2 separate regions of the Homo sapiens genome follow, and region 2 is linked to region 1. A link is a loop called in an ENCODE intact Hi-C map of the cell type or tissue named here. Cell type or tissue: natural killer cell. All regions are shown on one strand. Each heading gives the region's core, and the rest is flanking DNA. Links, peaks and the distances in the headings are about the cores only.

Region 1 (4,406 bases), core at 251-4,250:
CAAATGCTGAGAGCTCCAGCATGTGAGCTGGAGTAAGCTACCATTTGGCCTAAAATAAGGAGAGCAACATCTGAATGCAGCCCTAGAGGAGAGGGGCCTGAGCATCCTAGATCAGCATGCTGCCTGGTGTTAATAATTGTATTCCAAAGGACAGAGACTAAAGCTGGATTCCAACATGAGACAGTCCTTGGCTGAAAAGAGCCAGAGAAGCAAGCCAAATCTGAGCCCATCAGCTTCTGGCAAGCCAGTAAGCAATATCAAACCACAGGTCCTGTTGCAAAATGTAATCGAGATTTTAGAGCCAAGAGTTCACAGTAGAGTAGAGACAGGGTTTGAGAGGCAGCAGGTGAGATATAAGCAAGGAAGATCTAGGGGGCTTGCCATGAGTGACTTAGGGTATCTCCAGCTTGTCACTATTCATTGATTAGTGTGTGACACTTGAGTATTTGGGTTCCCTTAAAGGGTCAGAGCCAGTTTGTTGCATAGCACAGGCAACATGCTATCCTCATCTTATGGTAAACCTTTAAGTCTAAATGGTGTGGGGATAAATTCAAGTTCTATACAAACTTGTTAATTCCAAGATATTTGATCTGAGGGATATGGCTCATGATGCATTTTTTAAATTTCTGGGAAGATATGGTTTTTATTTTTAGTTGAAAGTCTTGTCCATCAAGGAGAGTAATGCAACATTACTGGAGAGATTTCCAGAAGCCAAACCTATTCTGAAGCTGGCAGGGGGTTACCTTTGATGCTCTCTAGGTAGTGTAGTAGAGTGGTTTAAAGCATGAATTCTGGAACTAGTATGCCCAACTTTGAATCTCAATTTTGCCCGCTACTAACTGTGTGTAAATTTAAATAAGTTTTCTAACCTCTTCATGCCCCAATTTTCACATCAGAAAAGTGAGAATAATAATTGTACCTATGTCGTGGTGTTACTATGAGAATATAATGAATGAACACAAGTAAAGTTCTTAGAACAGAGCCTAGCACATAGTAAGTATCTCTTAAGTGTTGGCTATTACTATTATTCACTTGTAGGCACTTGGGCATTTTAAGTGAAACCTAGGCTTTTGGTTTTCAAACATTTTAAAAACAGCAAACTCTTTTTTAAAATTCAAACTTTCATGGGAAATTCAACATGTGAAATAAACAAACATGGTTCTTCTCCACTTGATACAGGAGATGGGGATACCCCAAACCCTGCCCACTCATCCCTCTGTAAAACTTCACAGAATTCAAAGGCCATGAAGAGCGCAGCTTGAAAATTATAAATAAGAATTGTTCAGACCCTCCTTGCTAGTGGGAAATGTGCTGTCATCTATTGGACTATTATTAGCTCTAGAAATGGAAGCTACAATGCCTGGGTTAGTCTTAGACTCTTGGTGATGGACCTAGGACAGAATGGAACTCAAGTGACATGTGGCTATACTCAACTCATATTGTAGTTGTGTACCACAAATAACCACCCACTACATAATTCCTTTCAAAATATGGCAAAGTACTTTTGCCAAAAGTTAGTATAGGAGGGAGGATTGACCTTGATTTTCAGGAGAGTACAGACACACACACGCACACACACACACTGTGGCTTATTGATGAGATTGGCATGTGAACAGCATATCCATGCTGAGAACATGGGTAAGATATTTCCCCATGAACACATACATCTCTAATGCATACCCCCAAAATACAGTTCATATTTTACAAGATTTGTGCTTTGCCAATGAAATATCAAGGTGTCAATGTTAGATTTCTCTATTTATTCGTAAAGTAGTAATAAATACCCTGTTGGGCACTGAGAATACAAAGATGATGAGAATCGTTTGCTCTCAAAGAATTCATTCTCATAGGAAGAGACACATAAATATAATACATATTTACAATTTGATGTAGTAAATGATAAAGAAGCTATAGAACACAGAAAAAGGATAAACCATGGGAAGAAGTAGGGAAATCTTCATGGAGGAGAAGTCATGGATGGTGGGAGCAAGAAACTGAGTAGAATTTTGCCAGGTGAAGAAAACAAAAGCTGGGAGATACTTCACTGATAGAATAGCACATACTATCCCATATGTGTGCAAAACATATGGCATACATGGGAAACTGTGAATTGTTTGGAGGTCAGGGTCCTTGGGATTGTAAGAGTTAAGGCTGTAGATGGAAACTAATGGGGTTCACCAAATAATTTGACTTTATTTTGAACGGCAGGGAAATACTGAAGGAATTTAAACCAATTAATGATGTGATTAGACCCAGAAGTGGTAGAAAGAAATAATGGATGTGCAGCAGTAAGGGGCTTGGAGATCTGTTGAGAAGCTCTTGGAATGTAGTAAAGGGGATGTGTCAGACAAGACAGAACAGAGGTTGCTAAGCCAGATAGTATCCAGTGTTGCATTTTGCATTGCTTGTACAGTGTTAGCTCATACAATGTTCTTAAAAATTCAAATTGTTGCCATATGATCAGATTTTTCATAAAAATCTGGATTTCCATAATTTTTTGCAAAATTAGAAGATGGCATGCAAACAGTTGGCTGGCGTTAGTAACAGTTGTTCCCCATAGATGTAGTGTGCATTTTCCTGGTTACTACAGTCCCCAGCTCTCCCTCTTGTGTCTGTAACACTGGAGCAAAGTGTCAGTAGTCATATACCATTGCACATTTATGTCAGCAGAGGGCATCTTCACAAACGGAGTCTCTCCTGAACCTATAATCAGTTGCTGTCCTTACTGGAATTCACTTTCTAATGAATTGGGGGAGATGGTTCTCCCTACTGAAAACTATAGCATTTCCTTGGGATCTCTTGATTTTCAATGCATCCGTGAGTTTTGCTTCCTTAAGTATGGCTTAACTCTGATGTTGAAGTCGTTTGTGTTGGATGTAAGGGACCTTCTTGTAAAAAGGTATTGCATTTCCCATTGCGTAGCAAATTAAGCAATAGATGAGTGCTTATAGCAGGCCAGCTGCAGATCTACGCACCATGGGGGATACCAGAGATATGAGACGAATTACCATCTGTATTAGTCCAGTTTGCCCTGCCATAAAGGAGTACCTGAGATTCAATAATTTATTTTAAAAAGAGGTTTATTTAGCTCACAGTTCTGTAGGCTGTACAAGAAGCATGGTGCCAGCATCTGGAAGTTTTCAATCATAGTGGAAGGCGAAGGGGGAGCCAGCATGTCACATGGCAAGACAGCAAGTAAGAGAGAGAAGAGGTGGGAGGGAGGTCCCAGGCTCTTTTTAACAACCAGATCTCCTATAATGTAATAGAGCCAGAACTCACTCATTACTGCAGGGAGGGCACCAAACCATTCATGAGGGATCTACCCCCATGACCCAAACACCTTCCCCTAGGCCCCACCTCCAACAATGAGGATCACATTTCAACATGAGATTTGGAGGGGACAAATATCTGAACTATATCACCATCCCTCACAGAAATTCACAATCTAATTAGAAGGCATTTCCATTCTACTAGCTGAAGCTACCTCTTACTTGTCAGTCTTGCACCTCCGCACTCTTGATAAATGCTTTCTAATCAGCAGAGTACCATCTAGTTCACTGAAGCAACTATGCCCAATGGCACCCTGAGACCTAAAAAAGTTTCTATAGCTCTGAAAGGGGTGGAAGCTGCAAGTGGAGAGCAGCAACTGAACTGGATCAGTGTAATCTATTCACACTTGGACTACTCTGTTTTTTGCAGCATACCAGGGTGTTTGTTGTAAATGGGATGGAGGGGGTATTCCTTTGAGCCTGTGGGAAGTTTGAGCAGCAAGCAACCAGTCACATATCCCTGTGAGCAAGATCAGAATTGCTAAGTTTAAAAAAAAATTATCTGTCTTCTAAATTATGGTTTTAGAAGATGATACAACAAGTTGTTAGTGTCTTGTTTTTCCTAATGTTCTACAAATTTATACATCTTCTGAGAATACAAATACTCTCACCAGAAATAAGAATAAATTATGGCAATAAATCTATTATATAGTGACCTAATAAGAAAAGTGATAACCTCTTAAAATGTCACACAGAGGCATTTAATTTGCATTTCAAAGGCAGTTACTGTGAGTAATTATAACTTAATTAAATATTGATTATTCTAAGAGCTCTGTTGTGATTTAGGATTTATGCAGAGTAGAGTAAATCTGGGTGGTTTGAAATAAACTCAAAATGACATTAGTAACTACTGTGTAATTACATTTTATGGTTATTAAATGTGACTAAACAGGCTAAATATTTATGACGAACAAGTCAAATATTACGATAAGATATCAACATTGGTTTTTCGGTACCTACTCTTATTATATGTCTATTTTGCCAAGTAGCTACTAAATGTTTAAACTTTCCTAAATTTTGCATTTTTTTTTTAACTATCAGCTTACTCTCAGTTCTTTCCGTGAATGTTGAAATATT
Region 2 (4,406 bases), core at 328-4,327, 340 kb after region 1:
TAGATTCAACACATATTTATCGAATTCCTATTATATATAAGACAAAATGCAGTCGCTCAGGGCATCTCTCAGAGCCCTAGATAGGAGGCTTAGCATTTACATAAATAATTATAATGGAAGATGGAAGAGTTTAAGAGTTTAAGCTCTCTAAAACAAACATAGATGAGTTGCCCTGGAAATTTAGAGATGTCATGTGTAGATTGGGTTATTCAGTAAGTTTTGAGGGAATGCCATTTCTAAGACTCGAAACAATAGAATCTAGCCTAAACTGTTGTTTATCTATTCATCGATTCAAGAAGTATTCATTGAGTACCTATTTTGTACAAGAAACTTATACAAGAAGCTGGAGCTGAAACATTGAGGAAAATTAAACACGATTCCTGCTGTCATGGTGCATCAATGGGGGAAAAAGTTACGAATCAAAGAATCACACAATAATAGTACAAATACAACCATAAGTGCTATAAAGAAAAAACTCAAACAGCCCTGAAATTATGAGATAAAGAAATATGAAGCCTGCAAACAGATTTTCCAAATTTTTTAGATGAGGAAAGATCAAATCAAAGAGAATGACTTACTCAAGATCTCTCAACTAGTTAGAGTTGGAACTGAAATCCAGTACCCTTGAACTCTTACCTACTTCTTTCTTCAACAACAAATATCATGCTTTTAGGTGAAGTTATTCATTCTGGATTGAAATGATCCTAGGCCAATCATAGATCCTAGTAGAGATTTTATTCCCAAAAAACGCAACATCTCTCTCTCATGACCAATTAAAATAAATGCTTCAAAAATTATTTTAGTGAGAGTCTTCTTGCAGTAAGGTAGGAATGCCATTCAGCTAGAATAAGGAGGAGAAAATCTGTAATACATTTTTAGTACTAAATTAATGTCATTCCAAGTTATGCTGGCCAGATTCTTTGCCTTTCCTTGACAGACTGACAAAGAATGAAAACCAACCCAAATTATGCCTAGTAGAGGTCACTTGTGCCTTAACCGGACTCTTTGGTTGAAGTGTTGACATGTAGCAAATTTTGTAGAAACAAATGATCATTATGGAGAGCATGATAGTCAACACAAATAGCATGTAATTAGCATTTGTCATCACTGGCTTCTGGTAGAGTCATCTTAATAGACAATAAGCAATAAAGGTTGGTGTATTGAGACCAGTTCAGTTAATTAGTCCCTTGTTGTTCCTCAGAGACCACAGTAAGCTATTTTAATCTTTTATCTCTTCTTTTCAACAGATACTACTGCTCTCCATGGGCAGAGTCAGGGTCCCCTGTATTGTTTTTGGCATCTCACTTCCATGAGGCAAGCTCTAAAAATGTCTTTATAGTTTTACCACCTTCTTTGCAAAATATATTTTTTTATTGCATTTTTCATGCTCAAGGTATCCCAAAGCAATTTACTATGAGTTTCAAATCTGGATTGACGGTGGCTCAGTAAGCAATCATGTTAGCCATTATGCATTCAAGGCTAGCTTATACCCAGCCCTGAAATTAAAATCCAACTTGTCACAAGAGACAATATCTCCTGGGAAACTTATGTAATTTTCCTCTCTCTCTCTCTCTTTCTCTTTGTCTCTCTATCCCCCACCACCTCCTAACTCACCTGTCGAGCACTGACAGTTATCAGATGGATATAAAAGGATATGATATTTCTCTCTCTCACAGGGACATTTGATGATTGAAAAGTAAATTTGGAAAGTGCTTGAAGAATATTGGGAAAAATATCAATAGAAAGAACCAGATGAATGCAGCTTACAATGGGTCTGCTGTGTCAATGCCACCAATGCCTGCATTGCTGGGCTTGCTCCAAGAGGTCTACAGACTTGAAGTTGCTTCCCTCAAACACTCTATGCCCTGGGTTAATAAGCACTCTCTAAATCCCCTTTCATCACCTTTTACAATATGCATTGTATTTACCTGTTTACTTGTCTATATTTCTTATTAGATGGCAAACTCTGTAAAGGCAGCAACCTTGTCTAACTTGCTCATTACTGAACTCAGAGTAATTACAACGTTTCCTGACCTATGGTAGCTGCTAGGTGATTGTTAGTGAGAAGGAAGAAGAAGGAAAAGATGAAAGACAAAAGAAGGAGGCAAAAGTGGAAGAGAAGGAAGGAGAAGAAGCAAAGAGATACAGGTAAAATAGGATAGTTTCATGCACACATTGGAGTAAGATATGATTAGTCTGATTCAATGTAGACAATCTGGAATATTCAGGTTTTAGAGGATGACACATTTTTATGGTTTACTTTCTTAGTCTGTTTAGGCTGCTATAACCAAACACCATTGACTAGGTGGCTTATAAAGAACAGAAATGTATTTCTGACAGTTCTGAAAGCTGTTGAGTCCAAGATCAGGATGCCAGTAGACTCGGTATCTGATGAGGGCCTGCTTCCTTGTTCACAGATGGATTTTCTTCTTACTGTGATCTCACATAGGGGAAGGGGTAAGAGCGCCATCAAGGGTCTCTTTTATTCAGGGTACTAATCTCATTCATAAGGGCTCCACTCTCATTACCTAATCACCTCCCAGAAATTTCACCTCCAAATGCAGTAATATTGAGGATTAGGTTTCAACATACGAATTTAGGAAGAGGGGACATTCTGTCTGTAGTATTTACCTTCTTCCTAAGGCAGGAATGTCTTCTATCACAACGCTGATGAAAAATAATTCAGCCTTTGTCCAAAGTCCACAAACTTCCCAAAGTAGCCCTTAATATTTTTGATAATTCTTTATTATTGGAACATGTATCTCCAAAACGGCACAACCGATCTTCTGCAACTTATATGCATTTGCCTCAGTTTGTACATGTATCATTCATCAGAGTAACTTCTTTTTATGCATGAGAGCCTTTGGGTATTTGAAAGGTCTTCCTACATCTATCTTCATCACTGGCTTGGTCATTGTCTTTTGGGCATCCTCTGGTTCCTCTTGAGTATTGGCACCTGTCATTATAAAGAATACTGTATATGTACCCTCACCCTAGAGAGCATATGGCACTATCCTCTGTTCTAATCAGGCCCCTCTGCTTGTATTTGTGCAGCATCTCTTCTTCGGTTCCTTCCAAACTTGTGGTCCTCTAAAACATAAGATATTTTTTACATTAATTTTTGAAAACCCATGAATCCTATATTTTTATTTGCAACAGAGCATATTTTTGTTTTTGTTTCCGTTTTGTTTGTGTTCATTATTTTTTAAAAAGTAGAAAATTTACCTTGATACCACTTTTATTTTACGTTGCTTATTTGAGTTTATCATTTGTGATTATTGATTTTTTTTAAATGTACTGATTTGGTCTTTTGTTCATTGAGGATACCAATCAACATAAATTAGTCTTAGAAAAGGACAGGATATAGCCGGGCGCGGTGGCCCATGCCTGTAATCCCAGCTCTTTGGGAGGCCAAGGTAGGTAGATCACAAGGTCAAGAGATCGAGACCATCCTGGCCAACATGGTGAAACTCTGTCTCTACTAAAAAATGCAAAAATTAGCTGTGCCTGTAGTCCCACTTACTCAGAAGGCTGAGGCAGGAGAATCACTTGAACCTGGAAGGCAGAGGTTGCAGTGAGCCGAGATCACGCCACTGCCCTCCGGCCTGGAGACAGGGTGAGACTCCATCTCAAATAAATAAATAAATAGAAAAAGACAGGATATAAATAAAATAATCAAAATTCTGGACTTTAAAGATACAGCATTGAATAAGATAAAGTGTCTGCCATAAGAAAAAAATTATAGACTAACAGACCAAAAAAAAAACCATAAATGTAATCAAAATATGGGGCTATATGTGAGTACAAAAATAGAGACATACCCAGACACTAAGAAAGTACTGAGAAAATAAATATAAATCAACTACAGGTGGAAGAAGAGAAGACTTCCTGGAGGAAGTGAGAATTTTGAAAGACCTATAGGAGTTAACTAGAAGAAAAAAAAAGGACAAGGATATTTTAGGTCAAATATGACATAGGAAATAGCTTGGAAGCATGAGAGCAAAAGAAATATTCTCTCATCTGTTGTATTACCTGTCCCTTTCGTCTTGGTCTCTGTAGCAACTTTGAAAAACATGCACTCTGTGATAGTTCATTTTAGTTGTTAACTTGATTGGGTTAACGGATATCCAGATAGCTAGGAAACATTATTTCTGAGTATGTCTGTGTGGGTGTTTCCAGAAGAGTTTAGTATTTTAATGAGTAGACTAAAAAGATTACCCTCACCAATGTGGGAGGGCATCATCCAGTCCATCGAGAACCCAAATGGAGCAAACGGGTAGAGAAAGAGCAAATTTATTCTCTCTTCTGGAACTGTGACATCCATCTTCTCCTGCCTAGAACATCAGAATTCCAGATTCTCTGGCCCGTGGACTCCAGGACTTGCACCAGCAGTCCCTCCTCCCCCA

What was found. A loop is a pair of places that touch in the nucleus more often than their neighbours do. Peaks named below come from ENCODE experiments on the same cell type or tissue, not always from the same donor. Only the 100,000 strongest peaks of a DNase experiment are listed, where the experiment ranks them.
Region 2: a loop joins it to region 1, with 2.4 times the contacts of the local background. A loop is called at or near these places in 7 of 110 quality-filtered maps.

What each region holds. Positions count from the first base shown.
Region 1 is chr9:7,841,820-7,846,225 of GRCh38, forward strand. No RefSeq gene overlaps it. Among named protein-coding and RNA genes, the nearest start is that of DMAC1, 44 kb to the left of the region's middle. In natural killer cell, for the core only: CTCF peaks have their summits at 2,671 and 2,876; a DNase peak (open chromatin) is centred at 2,662.
Region 2 is chr9:8,181,361-8,185,766 of GRCh38, forward strand. No RefSeq gene overlaps it. Among named protein-coding and RNA genes, the nearest start is that of DMAC1, 380 kb to the left of the region's middle. In natural killer cell, for the core only: no CTCF peak of the experiment used is centred there; a DNase peak (open chromatin) is centred at 2,451.